2 separate regions of the Homo sapiens genome follow, and region 1 is linked to region 2. A link is an interaction called in ENCODE POLR2A ChIA-PET data of the cell type or tissue named here. Cell type or tissue: B cell. All regions are shown on one strand. Links, peaks and the distances in the headings refer to the core of each region. The heading gives the core; the rest is flanking DNA.

Evidence for each region. Peaks named below come from ENCODE experiments on the same cell type or tissue, not always from the same donor. Only the 100,000 strongest peaks of a DNase experiment are listed, where the experiment ranks them.
Region 1: POLR2A ChIA-PET joins it to region 2 with 7 read pairs; 3 of 35 experiments call an interaction of 5 or more read pairs at or near these places.

Annotation. Positions count from the first base shown.
Region 1 is chrX:68,668,874-68,679,710 of GRCh38, reverse strand. The region is part of intron 2 of STARD8 (StAR related lipid transfer domain containing 8); the gene reads right to left. Among named protein-coding and RNA genes, the nearest start is that of STARD8, 27 kb to the right of the region's middle. In B cell, for the core only: no CTCF peak of the experiment used is centred there; no DNase peak of the experiment used is centred there.
Region 2 is chrX:68,830,695-68,838,525 of GRCh38, reverse strand. All of the region lies in intron 1 of EFNB1 (ephrin B1), which reads right to left. Among named protein-coding and RNA genes, the nearest start is that of EFNB1, 5.6 kb to the right of the region's middle. In B cell, for the core only: no CTCF peak of the experiment used is centred there; a DNase peak (open chromatin) is centred at 4,375.

The sequences.
Region 1 (10,837 bases), core at 2,459-7,458, 160 kb after region 2:
ATGAGAGGCCCCATGTGGATAGGGCTTTGTCTCATCTTGACGTCTGCATGGCCCCAGCAGCATATGAATAGTCAGTGGGGCTGCTCACATCGGGGATCCCCCTTCCCTCCTGCTCACTCTCCTTTCCTAGCTCTTCTTTGCCCAAGCTTGGGATGTTCTGTGTTCTAGTTTAACCAAGGGGGCTGTTCTCTTTGACCAAGTGATTGTCCCTTCATGCCTGGTACCCCACTCTGCCTTTGACTTGTTGTTTAACCTTGGGCATGTTATTTGCTCTCTCAGAGTTACAATGTCTTTATCTGAGCATAAAAAGTTTAGATGGACTAGATCAGTGGGTGGGGAAGAGCCTCAAAGCCTATCATAGGGAGGCTGGGGGAGGGGAGAACAGGGAACACTGAGCCAGGAGTCTCCAAGTCCCACCCCTACCCCACCTTGCTTCAATCAGAGCCATGCTGTTTTTATTTGTTTTGTTTTATATATTGGGGTGTCACATAGGATTCAATTTTGGGGGGTAGAAGTCTGCATCTAACGAAGTTTTAAAAGCCAATGAACCAGATATATTCTTCTTGCACTTGAGCCTCAGTTACCTTGTGAGTGATGATTGCATGACATAATACAGATAAAACACTTAAAACAGCATCTGGCACATACTAATGACAATGGCAAGAATAGTCGCCATTTATTGAGCACCGACTATGTGCCAGGCATTGTTCAAAGGTTGTATACTTGGATCAACTCATTTGATCCTTCCAAACCTGCACAGAGAAATTTGGCAACCTGTCCAAGATCACACAACTAATGAGGGGCAAAATGGGGATCTGAATACAGGCCGTTTGTCTCCAGCACTCTCATTCTTAATCAGTACGTGTATTGTTTCCCAGTATATACTTAGGTTTATTCTTATTGTTGTTGTTTTCATTTGAAAATTATTGCACCTCTCATCTGTAAAATGGGCTGAGTTCAACTCATAGTATGACTGTGTGACTAAAATCAGATCATGACTGTGGAGTGGGGGATCTAGAGCCTGCTCTGGCAGCCAGGCCAGGCTGCACAGTGCCCTTGTGTTGGTGTGCCAACTCTACTGAAGTAAAAAGCCTACAGTCTGGAACTGCCTCTCCAAACAGTGGACAGTGGAAAAGGGCTGAGTTTGCTAAGAAAGTAAGGACTGGCTCATGTGCTCAGAGCCTAGAAGAAGAAACCAGGCAGCAGAGCTAGTGGTAACTTATAAGGTAGCTGGATGCCCCACATGGGACAGGACTCTACTGATTTGCTGTGTTTAAGCACTCACTGACCCTATCACTCTCAAACTCCTCCATTCGTCTGGTTTGGCCTTCCTCCTTCCCTTTTTACTCCTCTTTGGGCCCCCTCTACTTTTCTCTTCCTCTCTCTTCCCTCTCTTTGCCCAGCAAGGCTCATAATAACTTGCTAAACCACAACCCTCATATTTCTTCTATTTCCACTTTCCAGGGGAATTTTGCAGCTGGTCCTGACTGTTTCTCCTGATTGATCCTCCCTTCTCTGGCCACACTCATCTCTTCTTTGACCCCACCCACCTTCCCCAGGCTAGTTTCCTTGACTTTAACCCTTTCAGCGGTGCATTGGTAAATTGCAGAGTCTCGCCCCTTCCCACCTTTACTTGGAGGTCAGAGCCGCAAATTCCCTGCATAAGTCCCTTCCCTTTTCTGGGTCTCAGTTTCCCTTCTGTCAAAGGTTGAAGGGGAGTGATGCAGGTTGGACTAAATGCTATCTGCAGAGCTTTCTAGCTGTAATTTCCAACAGTTTTACATCTGATCCATTCAGAAAATTGAATTTTCTTGGCCACATCTTTCTACTTCCTCTCTCTCTATATATATGTATCATACATTGGGGGGGTGGGTGGGGGGCATGGGGAACTTTGAAATCATTACTTGGAGCCAGAATCTGAGGAACTAGGAGCTGAAGGAGGTAGAGGGGGTGAAACAAGAGTTGCAGAATTTTCAAAGTAATGAAAGCACACTGGGGCAGTGAGGCTGGGCCAGTGCCCACTTGGTGGAGGAGCAGCATTTTGCAAGCCAAGTAACTTTAGAAAAATGGTCCTCTCAGCTGGGTTTGGCTTCAAAGGAAGGTCAAGTAGCTGTGTACCCAGAACCAGGGCAGGAGCAGAGCATCAGCATCTCCAGGTGTAGCACGACTCTGGGGATTCAGTTCCATACCCCCGGCATCACCACCTTCCCATTCTGGACAAACTGGAACAAGAGGCAATGGGGACACAGCCCTCGAGGGGCCAAGTTTCTGTTTCAAAGATGCTTACAGTCAAGTTGCAGTGACAAGCATGGAGATAAATAGGGCCCCCCTTACAGTTTCCAAGGTGCTTTCAATCTCTTTTCTTATTTGGCCCTTACACCAACCCTGTGAGACAGGAGAAGAGGACATGTCTATCCCATTTACAGAGCAGACAACTGAGGGTCAAAGGGGTGATAGAATTTGCTGAAGCTGATCTGACCAACAAGCAGAGAGCTGAGACTTAAATCTAAGTGCTTAGACTCCAGAGCCAACGCTCTGTTCAAAACTTTTTTTTTTAATTTTTTTGAGACAGGGTCTCACTCTGTCACCCAGGCTGGAGTGCAGTGCCACGATCACGGCCCACTGCAGCCTCAACCTCCCAGGCTCAAGCCATCCTCCCACCTCAGCTTCCTGAGTACCTGGGACTACAGGCATGTACCACCACACCTGGCTAATTTTTTTTTTTTTGGTAGGGGCGGGGTCTCCCTATGTTGCCCAGGCTGGTCTCAAACTCCTGGACACAAATGATCCTCCCACCTTGGCCTCCCAAATTGCTGGGATTACAGGCATAAGTCACCAAGCCCAACCTCACATTTTCAATAGCTTTGGCAATAGAAGATTTCTGGAAAGGAAAAACAAATAAAACAAACAAACAAACAAACAAAAAACAACAACCTTTTCAGAGCGGCTAACTCTGGAAAGTGAGAGTGAAAGATTATAGGTTGGAATTTTCACTCAGAACATGTATTTTATTTTTAATCCATAGGTGAAAGGAAATAGCTCAAAACACAAGGCATGATTCATGCTATAAGACAGATATACAGTATGATGGGGATTTGAAAGTGGGAGGGAACAGTATTTGAGCTGAGCTTCAGAGAATGGCAGAGGGCTAAACAGGTTGAGACGGGGTTTGGGGGGAGCCTAAGAATCTCAGAGATTGCACAAGTTAGCCATTCCAACCCAGCAGCTGTTGCTGACTTCTGAGACAACGGGCTTGCCTAGAAGGAATTCTTCCTAAACAATTAGTTGCATATAGTGGGTAGGATTTCCTGTTTTCTTTCCTTTCCTCATTTTATCTTGTGAGGTACCTGAGCCGGATCCCAGGGCTTGGGAAACACCTGCTGTATCCACAAGCCATCTACCTGGGCTACAACCTTGGCTTGCTCTGAGATTTTCAGGCGAGCCGGGCCAGTTTGGCCAGACACAGACACGTACAGAAGGAGCCACAGGAACCAGCAGACTTAAAAACAGAAGAGGGCCCCAGCCAGGCCCGTCTCCTGCCCCACAATTGCTTTGAACTTTTTCACCCATCCATGATTCAGTGTCCAACTATCAGATGATCAGACCAATTATATTTTTGGCAAATCACATTGTTCACATTTTTAGAAAATCAAGGCCCAAAAAAGTCTTAAATACAGCGTGTAGGAGCTCAAAGGACCTGAGGGACAACCCGATCCAATCCTTTCATTTTAATGATAGGGAAATTGGGGCCCAGAGAGGAAAAAGGACTTACCCAAGGAGGCAGAGTCTGTTAGCAGCCAAGTCAACACACTATGCCTGGTTGTATTTCAGCCCCAGTGATGAATGACCCTTGCTGCAAACCGGGCCTCAAAGGGGCTTATTGGCAGACGTGAGAAGGAAAGCACATCTGGTCTTTGGAGACCTGAAGTGTATGAGGCACATCTGATCCTTCCATCACTCCACCCCAAGTTCCCCTCTGGCCTGCGTACTGCCTTCCTGGAGTGGAGGTGGAGCTGGAGCTAGGATTCAACATCTGCCCTCTCCATCCCAGAGGCCCGGGGGCTCATTCCTGAGGTCTCAGCTCCTGCTTTCTTATTCTCAAATCAGACTTCTGGCTGGAGAAAACATCTTCCCCTCCCCCCACCCCACTACTGTCTGGGCTAGTCATGGTGGTAATTTGATAGTCATGAAATAACTATAATTTCTGTATTGTCTGGGATCTTATAGAGCACTCCCACTCCCATTATCACACTTAAGGTCCCACATCAACTCAGGAGTTGGGTATTTGGATTCTTATTTTAAAACTGAGAAAACTAGGGCAAGGCATGGTGGCTCATCCCTGCAATCCAAGCACTTTGGGAAGCTGAGACGGGTGGATCACCTGAGGTCAGGAGTTCGAGACCAGCCTGGCCAACATGGCAAAACGCTGTCTCTACTAAAAATACAAAAATTAGGCTGGGAGCAGTGCCTCACGCCTGTAATCCCAGCGCTTTGGGAGGCCGAGGCAGGCGGATCACCTGAGGTCAAGAGTTCGAGATCAGCCTGGCCAACATGGTGAAACCCCGTCTCAACTAAAAATACAAAAATTAGCCAGGCATGGTGGTGCATGTGTGTAATCCTAGCTACTCGGGGAGGCTGAGGCAGGAGAATCGCTTGAACCCGGGAGGCGGAGGTTGCAGTGAGCCGAGATCTCATCATTGCACTCCAGCCTGGGCAACAAGAGCGAAACTCCATCTCAAAAAAAAAAAAAAAATACAAAAATTAGCCGGGCATGGTGGTGCGTGCCTGTAATCCCAGCTACTTGGGAGGCTAAGGTGGGAGAATCAACTAAACCCAGGAGGTGGAGGTTGCAGGGAGCCAAGATTGCACCACTGCACTCCAGCCTGGGCAACAGAGCAAGACTCCATCTCAAAACAACAACAACAACAACAAAAAAAAAAACCTGAGAAAACTGAGGCTTAGAGACGTGATGAAAACTGAGGCTAATAAGTGACAGAGTCAGAATTCAGACCCAGAGGTTTATGAATTTTCCAGAAACTGTATTCTTTCCACCACTCTAAGGCTACCTTTTTTGCTTGTTTCTTGGTAAGGATGGATAGATAGATGAATGGATGGATGGATGGATGCATGAATGGAGCAAATAGTTCCCAAGCACTCTGTGGCTGGCTCTGTTTCAGATGTGAGGATACAGAGAAAAATGAGACGTTTCTACCCTCAAGGAGCCTACTGTTTTACTTTGTGGCTCTCAGACTTTTGCATCCCCAAAGTACCTCCAATGAACAGAAAGAATTTATTCCCCACAGAGGCCCGAGGAGCTGGAGGAGAATCTCACACAGCCAACCACAAGTGAGAATTTTTTTTCAAGTCTCCACTTTTATCTTATGAATTCATGTGAATTTTTTTTTTTTTTTTTTTTTGAGACGGAGTTTTGCTCTTGTCGCCCAGGCTGCAGGGCAATGGTGCGATCTCGGCTCACTGCAACCTCCGCCTCTGTGTTCAAGCGATTCTCCCGCCTCAGCCTCCCGAGTAGCTGGGATTACAGGCACCCACCACCACACTTAGCTAATTTTTGTATTTTTAGTAGAGACGGGGTTTCACCATGTTGGTCAGGCTGGTCTCGAACTCCTGACTTCAGGTGATCCACCCGCCTTGGCCTCCCAAAGTGCTGGGATTACAGGTGTGAGCCATCATGCCCAGGTAATTCATGTGAATTTTTTATGCTATTCCACAACAATTATATGCTTGTTTTAATATGAAAATTTTGCCTCCAGATCTTTTTGGAAAAAAACAAGCCATTCTAGGCAGATGCTCTTGGAAGCATCTTCTAGGAAGAGGTTCTGCTTACCCATAACCTCAGGGGAGACAATGGTATGTTTTTGTATGGTGAAGGCCTTGTTATTCCATGAAACTAAAATTTTGGTAAATAGACTATGTGTGTGTTTGCACACTACACATGTGACACATGTACATGTGTACCTGTAGAAGCTCCAGATTGTAGGCAGAGCTGGTTTCCTTCCAGGGCTATATGTTTCTTTGGCACCCCAAAATGATCCACACTTTTACCCTGGCAACTATCTGTGAACTAACCATGTTCCTCAGCCCAGAAACTAGAACTGAAAAGAACAGTAGGGGTTCTGGAAGGTTGTTTTGTTGTTGTTGTTGTTGTTTTTGGTAAAAGACCTGTTGCATTGCCCTTCTAGCAACAGTAGTAGGGAAACAAGATGGCATCTGCCTCCCAGTGACTGACAGCTGAGGGAGGAAAAAGCCAGGCAAACTTATGGCAGCGTATCTGGGACGATGAAATAGTTATCCTGGGAGATATTTGGGGACTGACAAAGCACTTCCCTGCTTTTGCTGGGCTTCTTAAAACAAAAAGCATGTACTTGGCAAGGCCTGAATGTTGTTCTGCTGTTTGTGCATTGTGTAATTAATTACTGTCTGTTTTTTCTTGGTTTTAATTGAAGATTCTGAGTGCCAGCCTACTTCGGTCATCCTCAGGGAAACAAGAAAGGAGACTTGGACTCTTTCTTGGGCCATAGGTTAAAGGGAGCAGGACATCTCTGGGCAACAGATGTGCTGATAATGGTAGTGAGATCAAAGTATGACAGCTCCAAGTGGCCAAGGGGGTGAAGGGCTGGAGATTATAAAACAATTGCCCCTCCCCTCCTTAAAAGTCTCCTTTTGGCCTTTTTCTTTTTCCAAACCTTGAAGGGTTTTGTGTTTTGTTTTTAATAAGGGAGGCTGTTCCCTTCCCCTGTGGAATGTATTCCCTGAAATATCCTGCTCCAGGGACAAATGAACACAGAGTTGGAAGCCTCTGTTCTCAGGAGCCCTACTTCCTATGTTTTCATTTTTCTTCCCAAAAAGCAAACCAAACTAACTCTTCCTGTTTCTGGGCTTGGGATGTGGAAGGTCACACAGCAGGAACCCTTTAGCAAACAGGTCAGAAGGGGCCTCTGAAAGCTGCCCCTTGGCTGCCCTGCCATGGGGGGTGGGGCGCTGTTTGAATGGAATTTAGTTTTATGGAAAGAAGAGAAGGATGAGGAGAATGACTTTCAGGCTGTGGTGAGGGAACGGCTCTGCTTCTGACACCAGTTTGTTCTGCTTTGTCTCTGCCTTCTCCCCAGGCAGACCAAGGCTTGGGAGCCATGGAGCTTTCACAAGCTCAGCTGCTGATCTTCAGCCATTGGTCACTGTCAGTCAGGAGTACGTGTAGTGAAGAGTGATCAGGACTGTGAGAAACGATTTTAGGAGCTAGGAAAGGACAGATTCTGGGGAGCGCATTATAGATGAGTAGAGACTTGGGTTCTAGTCTCAGTTTTGCTGCCAACTAGCTCTATGCTGTTGTGCAGATCACTTAGTTTCTCTGGGCTTCATTCCCCAGCTGCAACGAGAACATTGGACTGTATGAGCTATAAGATCTCTCCTACCTTAGACTTTGGGAGATTCTAAATGACAGCAGATTGGCCTTAAGGAAGAAGGAACACACTACTTCCAAGGGGTGAAAATAGGACCACTGGGTGGAAGTTGTTGTAAGGCAGATTCTGGCTCAATATAAAGAACTTTTAACAGTATAGAATGAAAAAGGATGCTTCACCATACCTGAGGAGTTTGGTCAAAGCTCAAGTTGGGCATGTAGCAGGAAAGGTAAAAAAGGGAAAATTGAACACCAGATTCGAGCTATGATCGCCAACATTTAATGCAGCCAACTACAGTCTCCAAATGAAACTTTAATGCCGCCAACTCCAGTCTCCAAATGAAATGTTCATGGAAACTTCAAAAAGTCAAATAGGTTTAGTTGAATGAAGCAGGAATGAGATATCCCATAACTCTGTCTTCCTTTCATGTCCCCTAAGACACTAGGGGACACTAGGGCTCCTCAGTACTCAGTTTCAAAAGCATGGGTTAATATAGTCCTTAAGTGCCCTTCCTGCCTTGAGATGTGGGCGACCTCCAAATTTCAAGAGTTTGGTGAAAATGTGTTTTACACGGATCTGCACCATTGGCTGGAACCACTGGATCCTTAAGGCCCTGTCTCAAGAGGTTTTGTCATCTGGAGCCAGTGGGGCTCTATGTTGATCTGTAATAGCTAGTTCAGAGCTGAAATGATAGGGAAGAAAGTCTGCTGAAAGGAAGAAGTCACCAGTCTGATTACCAGAAGTTCTTTTGCTATGCCATCAAAAATAAAAGCCAGTTCTTGGCAGACTCATTGTTTATGTGAGACCTTATGCTTAGTTCTGGGAATCCAGGGGTCAGTCAGATATAGCCATTGTACACCAAGAGCTCATGGTCTATGGGAGAGACAGGAAAGAAAAGAGGCCAATGCAGAACAGTGTGATGTTTTATAATGTAATAGCTATGGACAAGATGGAAAGGGAGGCCAGAGTGTGGCTTGACAGGCCAAGAAGGGGGCTGGCAACAACACACTCAGTGGAGAGTCCAATATGAGAATTCACTGTCTGTCTAGGAAATAGCAAGTTGTCCCATGGGGCTCAGAAATATAGGAACGAGGTGGGAAAGGAAGCAAGAAAGATAGGCTGTCTAAGCTTGAGAGACCTTGAATGCCAGAGCAAAGAAGTTGGACTTTGACCAAAGGTAGGAAATGACCAAAGATTTTTGAGGATGCCTAAGTTTTTCTTTTAAAGAGAGAACTTTGGCAGCAGCATGGAGGGTGAACTGGAAGGGCGAGCATGGTGGCAGGAAGACCAGTTAGGTAGCGGTTGCAACCATCAAGGCCAGAGCTGCTAGGGCCCAGATGGAGGGCTATGCTAGTGTGAGTGACAAGAAAAGGCGGTAGATTTAGGAAGCCTTATGAAGAGGTCCCATGCACACAACTAAATGGCAGCAAATTAGAAAAATGGAGTCCAGGTAACGCCCGTGACTCTTGCTGGAGTGGCTGGGTGCATGGGGCTGCTTTAACCAAGAAAGCGGATTCTGGAGAAAGAGGAGGTTTCCAGAGAAATGATAAAGAATTATGATCTTTAGTGTTGAGTTTGAAGGATCCACAGGACCTTCTGGTGGAAGTGTCCAGTAGCACTTCCCAGGTCCTTTTCAGACCTGTCTTTCCACCTGAAGTTCCCATGCCCTCTCCAGCTCCTGATTTGGAGTGGCCTACACTGTGAAAATGGTCATCTAGGCTATACCTAGGGAGATGTACCTGACCTGACTCTCTAAACCTAGACCTAATTCTGTCTTGCACTCTTGAAAACAGCAACTGAGAACCTGGGCTTCCCAGCCCCTTAGGCCACAAAAGAAGCCCTTACACTCCTCCACAGGCCTGGAAATCCTTCCCCCCATCCCAAAGAACACCTTGAAATTGCCCTTTCCACTGACCCTACCCCCACCTCCCCTTCCTTTCAGCCTGACTTCTGGAGGAGAGGGGGTCAGAGTGCAAAATCAAAATCTTGAGACCCTCTAGTTCAACATTCTCATTTTGCAGACAAGGAAACTGAGGCCCATGGGGCAGAGGTGACTAACTCAAGGTCGCAGAAGGAGTTAATGATGGAGACGAGACTAGATCCTAGGTCTCTCAAGTCACATCCCAGCATTTTTACCTTGGCTGAATTCACTGTGGATCATGGTTAAAAGATTTCCTGTCTCAAATGATAATAAATTCCAGATGCTCCCTAACTAAGTAGATCTTTATACTATTCCAAGTTGCTGGGTAAAATATCTGTCAAATGTTAGATAAGCCATGCCCTGCAAATGTTCTTTGTAAAATAACAAATGTTAAATGACCAGATCTGTCAAGACTCCGTTATAAAAATGATTTGGTCATTTTCAAAAGAAAGGATGTGGATTGAATTATTATTATTCTGATGACTTTCATATGCTTAGTATTTTTGTCTACTGCCCTTGTGAGCCTTGGAGGTGACAGACACCCAATAGCATGTTAAATAAATGTATTTGTTTCCATTTTCTACTGTTCAAATCTGTCTCCCCGCCCCCTCAGAGCTTGGGGGAGGGGTCTGGGGCAGCTGATGGATGAGTCTGATGCTGAGGCCAAGCCTGCAGCCAGACTGGAGCCAGTTGGGTTGCGAGCAGGGGCTCTTGTTACAGGCAAACTATTACCCCACCAGGCCACCTCAGCCACTTCAGCAGGAGCCTGGAGTGAAGCCCCGAATGGCTCCAGGCAACAAAAGGAGCTTTGTGCACTGGGAGCAGGGGGCCTTGGGGAAGATTTGGTGCAAAGGCGGTGGGAGGGAAGGTCAGCAGCCTCCTCACCTCTGTGGGCTGCTGGTAAGCGAGCTAATGAGCTCCGCGGAGTGTGGGGTTTGTAAGTCAAGGAGTCATTGAATTTCAGAACAGCAAGATACCTTAGAGGTCATTTAAAGCAAGCTATTCATTTTATAGTTAGAGACACTAAGGCCCAGAGAGGGAAAGCGAGAGGCCCAAGGACACACAGCTGGCAAAGGTCACAGCCAAAACTGGAACCTGGAGCTTCCGGCCCCAATCAAGTATTCTCACTTCAGCACTTAAGAGGCAGTTTTGAATTGTGGGTTTTATTTGGAGGAAGCGGGTTCCTTTTAGGCTCCAGGACCTTTCCATCTTAGGAGCAATTTGTGCTCAAGCAACAGGGTGTGTGGGTCTGGAAGAAATATGAAGTGATGCTGGGAGCCTGAGAGCATGTAGCATGTCTTGGAGTGAGTCCCTAAGGCCTGAACCTCCTCCTGAGCTGCTGGTTTTACTACCGCTAGCTCTGTGTTTCTCAGTGTTTGATATATATGTTGGCATAGGATGATTTGGGGTGGTACATTGGCATCTGCATCATGATATATATTTAATTTACTACATATTAGGAAAAATGTAACTAGTGCCTCAAAACCTAATTTCATAG
Region 2 (7,831 bases), core at 1,700-6,699:
CCTACTGGGTGGAGATGGCAAGAGCAAGCCTTCTGCCCTTCCTCCATCCTCAGGCTGGGGGTGGGGAGAGAGAACCACACTACCAGGAGAGTGTGGAAGGGGTGGCCCATGGGCAAGGCTGCCAGGCTCTGACTGCTCGGCAGGGTGGAGCACTGCCTGGCTGGGGGAGCCCTTTGTCCTAATGTGGCATTTCCGCAGGGGGCTGACGTGGCCAATGGGCTGGGTACCAAGGTGTCAGGCCCATGCTACCTGGAGGTGGCAGTCTTATATACCCCCACCCCCAACAAAGATTCCTTCATGACCGCTGCTACTACCTCTCCTATACCCATACACACGTGCGCGCGCGCGCGCGCACACACACACACACACACACACACACACACACACACACACATACACACACACACAGCAAGCCCACACATGTCTTAGTCACCACTCCCCGCAGCTCCCAGCCAAAGGCTGGGGGAGCTCAATCTGTCTGGGACCCATGTCTTCTCCCCCATCCTTACTAATCTTGGTCATGATGGAAAGATAGGAACAGGCATCGCCTGGAGCAAAGGGATGATGGCCACAGTCTCTGGCCAGGTGCAGCTCTGCTCACTCCCACTGCCTATTGTCCTACTGGCAATTCATCCCACCCTCAAAATGCAAGAGCCTGAATTCCTAAACTTGATTCATCTCATTCTTAAAAAGAACAGAGGAGAAGAGAAGGGGCTCAACCAGAGACAACAGATCATAGAAGATAGGGCCTCATCTGTATCCTAACCTGTCACCTCTATGTTGCTCCTACTCCAGCTCCTGAGAGGAGATGGACAAATGCCTTTTGAGCCAGGTTCATATTCTAATCCAGAAGGCCAGGCACTGGGGGACAGCAGGGAGGGTCAGCAGCCCAGGACCACCTATCCATAGGACTCTGTCCTTGCCTAAGCACACAGAAAGAAAATGGTGCTCCATTGGCCATTTCTGAGACTGGATGGGCTGGTGCTGAGAGCAAGGCAGAACCATGTAGGAGAAAGAACACAGACTTTAGAATCAGATTCCAAAGCTAGGCCCTTACTAACTCTGTGACCTTGGATGAGCTGCCTGTTCTGAGCTTCAGTTTCTTCTCTTGTAAAGTGGGGGTGGCAAGAGCCCCTACCTTCCAATATTGTGGTGGGGAGACAAGGCAGCACATGGAGAACACCTAGCACACAATAGGCGTTCAACATGTTTGACTGCCTCTTAGAAGCAGTCTCCCAAGAGGCAGGAGGTCAGATACTAACACTAAGTACCTATGAGCTCACTCTCATATTTTGGAGGGGAAACAGGAAGAGAAGATATGGCTCCATCGTCAAGGACTTTACTGTCCAGTTTGGGTCAGAAAAGTAAATAACCCATACTCGAGTGATAGACAACACCAGGCTATCTGTAGGTATGTGTGAGGATGATGATTCAAGCAGCAAGGGCTGGAGGCAGGGAGAAGAAAGAGATAGCTCATCTGACCAGGATGGTCAGAGATGTATCCACAGGAAAGGCAGGATGAAAGTGGGTCTTAGGTGAGGAATAAGAAGTCAACACACTGAGACAGTAGACAGCAGTGGCTACAACACAAAGCCCAGGCCAGTGATTGGTCCAGCTTGGCTGGGAGTGAGAAGAGAGAAACAGAAGAAGAGGTGAAAAGTTCACCTGGGGCCAGACTGAAAGGCTTCAAGGGTCACAGCAAGCAGGGTGGGTTTCATCCCATTGGAGACAGGCTCTCAGAGCAGGAAGGACAATGGAAGGCTTCAGGCAGTGCTTAAAGAGAATGAAGCTGACAGTGTCATGCACCAGTTCACAGGCTACCACAATCATCTGAGAAAAGAGTGGTTCCATTTCCTGAGGGCCCATTACACCAAAGGTACTACAAGCAATACCGGCCTACTGGGAACTCTGGGCAAATGCCTTTGCAATGCCAAACCTGTGTCCTCATCTGAGGGAGGGAAATGATACCCAAGTAGGCGAAGAGGGAAACTGACCACATGGATGAAGTGGACGAAGAAAAGCAGCCTTTCCTCCATGTCGAGTGAGGCTCCACCAAATTGGGAGCTGCCATCTTGATGTGCAGGAGGGTAAAAGCCAGAATGAGATGGCCTCCCCACTGGTACCTAACTATAGAGGGCCCAGAAAGGAAGTAGGCATGGGATGGAAGCCTGGATAAACATTTCAGATGGAATACCCCTGTCCCATGCACCATACAAAGCCAACAAGTTTCCCCAAAGCCTCTAGAATTCTCCAGGCATTTTTTCCCTTTCCAGTGCTCACAACGGTTCCATCCAGATGGCAGGATTAGACAACTGCTCACATCTTAGAGCCAGCAGGAACCTTAGAGTCCAGGCCCTTCATGTGAGGGAATGAATGATCAGATGAATGTTCCCATTGAAAAGAGGGGTCTAAACCTACCCAGGACAATAACCCGATGGGTCTAAGAGGCCCTAAAACATTACCTGAATCCTTGTACTGTTGCATCTTAACAACACATATATATGCAGCTACATAGAGGGCACGGAAAGGGAGACAGGCCAGCTCAGCTTTCTAACCACTCGGTTCTGGCTTACTCACCAGGGAGTCCTGTCTACCCCAAGTGCAGTCTCCCATTGCCACCCAGGTTCCAGAGCCCTGGAATTGGAACAGGGCTTCTAGCTAATTGGGGTTCTACCTTGAAGCCAGAGGCATTGAGGAAACAGATGTCTACATGATGGAGGAGGGGGGAGAAGAGAGAACTATTGCCCCCAAAACCCCTCAGAGTCTCTTCAACCTCAGTGAACAGACTTCATAAATATTCATTAGTTCATTTGCATGGCAGCTGGCAGAGGGAAACTCACCTTCCCCTGAAGTGCAGAAGGGAGCGGAGCCTGATGAGACCCGCCTTCCCTGACCCTGATCCCCCATACTGGTAACCTTAGCATCTTCCCGACCACTGGGCAAACCTCGTCTTGACCTGTCAGAAGCTCAAGAGAGTGGTAACGGGCCATAAGGGATGGGTGTATAGCCAGTGAGAGTGAAGGCCAAAGCTAGGTAGAACACTAGTCATACTTTAAAGGGGGACCCTACAGTTCTCCCCTCTTACCAGATTAGGAGTAGGAGTAAGGGAAGAGGAGGAAGAGATATCCCGAAGTGAAACTCTTTATCCTCCACCTTACTTCCCCCCACCCTAGGACCAAGCCAAGCTTTTCTGTCTGGGGCCACCCCCAGACAAAGCCCTTTTCTGAAAAATAAAGGGATTGACATGGCTCAGCAGGAAGCCTGAAGCAGGTCACCATGGTAACCCCTGAGGCCTTCCCTCTCCAGCCTCAGATAGCCCTGGGACCCCAGGGCGCCACCCCAGGGAGTAAAAGGACTTGGGGGAGGCGGCCTAAGCTATTCCAGCTCTTCCCCCTCTACCCTAACCCAAGTTCTACCTTCAGCCTTTCTACCTAGCTTAGAAGCACCACGATGCCATCACTGCCACAAAGAATCCTGGGATATGAAAAGCCTGAAGGGGTTGGGGACAGTAGCCTCCAAGGCCCTGGACTGGCCAGAAACCAACTAACCAACAGCCCCCTCCTTGTTTTCTCCGGATAAGCCCTTCTCCACCCATGTGAATACAATTTACAGGGGGCAGGGAGAGCTTGCAGCTAGGAGGGTCTTGCCCAGAAAGCTGCCCACATCCCACCAGGTCTATACTTCTTTCCCTGTCACCCTGCTCTCAGGCTCTAGCAACTTGTGGTCAGAGAATGACCAAAGGGGGAGCCTGGTTCTAGGCCATGCAAGCCCAAGTCTGGTAGAAGCCTCTAGCCTCAACCTCGATTCAGTGACCCCACGACCACTGCACCTGCACCTCCCAGGGTGGCAAGACCAATGGAGGACAGACCCCAAGCCAGAGCTCAAGTCTGTTCTCATCCCAGCTAGGGTGGGGAGCCCCCAAATTAAAGGCTCCTCTTTAACTCCCCCAGCTCCACCCAGCCCCCGAGGCTGGCAGGAGCAGGCCTGGCATGTCCCAGCAGTGCCCGCCCAGGCGTGGGTGGGCAGGAACAGCAGCTGGGTCCTGGCACACACAGCTCTGTCAGAGGCAGGGAAGCCAGGAGAGTCCTGGAGGAAGTCACCCTCCCCATCTACACTGAACTATGCCCTTCCCTCTGCCCCACCTGGCTAAGGCTCGTGTCCATTATGAATTTAATACCCCCCCTCCTCGATGTCGATGTCTGCTTTCTGTGGGGTCCCTGAGAAGAGAGATTCTTAGCTCAGAGAGGAACCAAAGGTGCCACTCAGAGCTCCGCAGGGAGTGTGCCAGGCAGTGAGTTGGCTGCCTTTAGTTCAGGTCACCCAAGCAGTCAGCCCTGGAAGGTAGGCCTAGAAAAGTCAAATGAGGAAGTTGGAGCACTGCTCACCCCACACAGACAGGGCCTGAGTCACAGGGACAGATGCTTGCACACCTGCGAGGTAAGAGGGGAACTCAGGGGCAGGGAGCCAGGGCCTCTTCCCAAACCCCACCTTGAATTCCTGTCTCTCCTACATTTCAAGGCAGCAGGAATGAATGGCACACAACACAGCTCTGCCCCCATAGGCAAGTCATTGACTGGCCTTAGACAAGTCACTTCCCTTGTCCGGGCATATGCCTTCTTATCTGGAAAATGGGACCAATACCTACTTCCCAGGGTTGTTGGGAGCATTCGATGAGATCATATATGAGAATGCATTGTAAGTAGCAAGGTGCCGCCTGCCTATTAGTTAGCATGCCAAACACAGCATTATTTAGAAGTAAAAAGCTGAAGGAGCTTACATTCCTGGCTGCTAGCACCCTGACCCAAAACAATGATCGTGAAACACGCCCAAGAGGGGCTGCTATGGTCTGCGGGGTAAGGAACCCAGAATGTGGCTGGTGAGCACCCCCGTATCTCAGCTCCTCTAATAGTCACAGAGTGGACTCTCCCCCAAACCTGGTGTTCCCATGGCAACTAGCAGCCTCCTGGCTGGCCCACTCTATCTCCTTTAGTCCCTAACCCCAGAAAACAGTGATGCACCATAGTATCCAGGGCCCACGCATCCCCATTCACCTGAGCGGATGAGACAACAGAGAGCCCAAGGGAAGAAAGGGAACCCTTGATTCAGTCCCCACCCCAGCCTCACAGGTCCTTCTTGCCCTTGCCTGGCTGCCCTATGTGGGAGAGGGGAGGCAGGGGAACAGGGGACTTTAGGAGCTGCTGGATTCCCATCACTCTCAGGCTCCCACCTGTGGCCAATCAGCCACAAAGTAGAAGAGGTCAGGTCCCTAACCACCCCGGAAAAGGGCCCCCTGAGCTGGCCTCCCCAGGACTGTGAGCTAGAACAGCTGTGTGGGGCTGGGGCCAACACTTTGGCTTGGAGCAGGCAAGCATGGGTTGGGGTCTGCAGCTGCCCCCACCCATGCTGGAGTCAAGGGTCCTGGATGCCAAGCTGAACCCCCCCACCCCCACCCCCTTGTAGGGAATGTTTGTAATGTGATCTCAGGCACATTCTGACTCCCTGGAGGTGGGGGAACCTGAGTGGGGGGCAGGAAGGGGTCAGGACGGGACTGAGAGACTGAACTGCAGCAGCTGGACTTGGCTGAGGACTCAAGTGTGAGGCCTGCCGGCTGCCCCAAGTTCCCAGGGGAAGAGGCTGCGGGAGGGGTCGCCTAGGACCATTTAGATAACAGCCCCCCAACTCAGACACACACACACACACACACACACACACACGCACACACAGAGGTTCCTAAAAAAAACTCTAGCAGGACCAAACCCATCCCCCCACCTTGCGCTCATGGGGCAAATCTGACAGGAGGGGCCAAGGAGGCAGAAGCTCCTGCCACTCAGGGACTAGCATCCCAGAAGGCCCCAGCACCAATTTGGGAAAGAGGCTTGGGAGTCTTGGGCCAGCCATTCCCGCTTCCCCTCTCAGTCAGGGCTGGGGCCGGGCCGCACGCACCTTGGAACCTGGAAGCGGACCCCCAGCCCCACCACTTCTTTTATTTTGATTTTTTTTTTCCCAAGAAGGAAGCAATTAAGCAGGGTTTATAGGCACTGGGAGATTTTCTTTTTTGGGAGGGGGGTTGCCAGCTTCTGACAGGGCTGAGGAGAGAGACCAAAAGCCAGGAGAGGAAGAGGGGAAGGAAGAGAGAAAATGAGCCTGAGAGGGAGAGCACGGGCATGTGCGAGAAACAAAAGGACTTGAGAAAAAGAGGCAGAGAGTGACTAAGAGTGAGAGGGAGTGTGAGAGCAAGGCAGAGCAGGCGAGCCTAGCTGGAGAGGGGAAGTGAGCGCTGCTCGCGGAGGGTATGAGAGGGCGAACTGACACGGGCCTGAGAGGAGAACTCGGGCAGGAGGCAGAGAGGGAGGGAGACAGAGAGGGACTGTTTATTTGAAAGGCTGTGGCAGCCTGAGGGTTGGGCGCGGTGGCAGAAGCAGCCCCCAAAGCTCAAGGAGAGCTGAGGGCAGTGCCTCCTTCCTGTCCATTTGCCCCCACCACCCCGAGCCAACACATGTAGACAGTGGCTGCATTCCAGACCCCTGAGCCTGGATGGAAGGAGGGTGCACCAGGATCAGTCTCTGATCCTTCCCAGGATCTACCCAATTACAGAATGGAATTCGGACAGTTTCTAGAGAGTCTTCAGCCACCCCCCATCCTCACCCCACAATGCCTGCCCTCAGCTTGAGGTAGATGAGGAGGGGGGTCAGAGAGGATACCACCCCCCAAAACCTGTAAGCCAGTCCAGAGCACTAAAGTCTCTGAGCACAAAAAGGGGGAAGCACAGACAGATCGTGTTTCTTCCAGCACCCCCAACTCTGCAGGAGGGCTCCTTTCCAGCTGTGGAGCTGCATGCTATCTCTGGTTAGAGACCCGAGAGAGCAATTAGGTCACTCCCATGAGCCCCTATGATGGGCTACCCCAGGCGGATTTCAACTCTCCTGGCTCAAGACAGAACATTTCCAGCCTCCACCCTTACCAGGGTAACTGAGCACTTCACAACCACTGAGCACTTCACAACCACTGAGCACTTCACAACGTTCCCCCCTGGGCTCAAGCAGCCCAGAGCTCCCAGAGCATTTTGAGCCCCTGCTGTTAGGAGAGTGTTGTACCCCGTTTGGCTTCTGGGTAGGAAAGAAATTCTTGCCAATCCCTTTCCTTGTACCCAGGGAGAGCCCTCCACCCCAACCCTGGTTTAGCCATCCCACCAACCAGTAATAGGACTCTACCTTAATCGAGGAGAAGAAAACTAAAGCTGCCTTCTCCTACTCCAGGGCTGAGAGATCAAACGTCCCTGGGACCCAAGAGGCCAAGGTAGGCAGGAGCCTGGGAAGTTACCCGGGGCAGGGCGGGGCTGGGGGGGAGGCGGCGTGGGGCAGCAAGAGTGGACAGGAAGAAATTTGAGATACAGGAATCAGTGATCACGGATGGAGCAGGTCAAAGCTCCCCAGTTTCCTGCTAAGTGGGGTTGTTCGCACATTGCTGGGACCTCCAGAAAATTGAGAGGAAGGGCAATTTTGACCCTTGGTTCCAACCTGAGTCCTGGATGCCAAAAGAGAAGGTCCAGAGGTCACTACAACAGCCCCAGCGACTTCCCACTAAAAGCCCAGAAACCACTGAGCCACCGCCCTGAAAGGTGTGCGTGTTGTTTGGAGGGGTTGTGTGTGTGGTGGTGGTGGGGTAGTTGTGCAGAGGAAGGAGAAGAAAGAAAAGAAAGGATGTCCTTTATATAGCTGCCCACTCCCCGCCCCAACCCCTTGGGGAAAACTAAGCACAGCTTCCCAATCTGGGGGACAGACTCGGGGGCCAAGGGGACCTGCCTGGGCAGGAATCGCTCCTTCTCCACCCA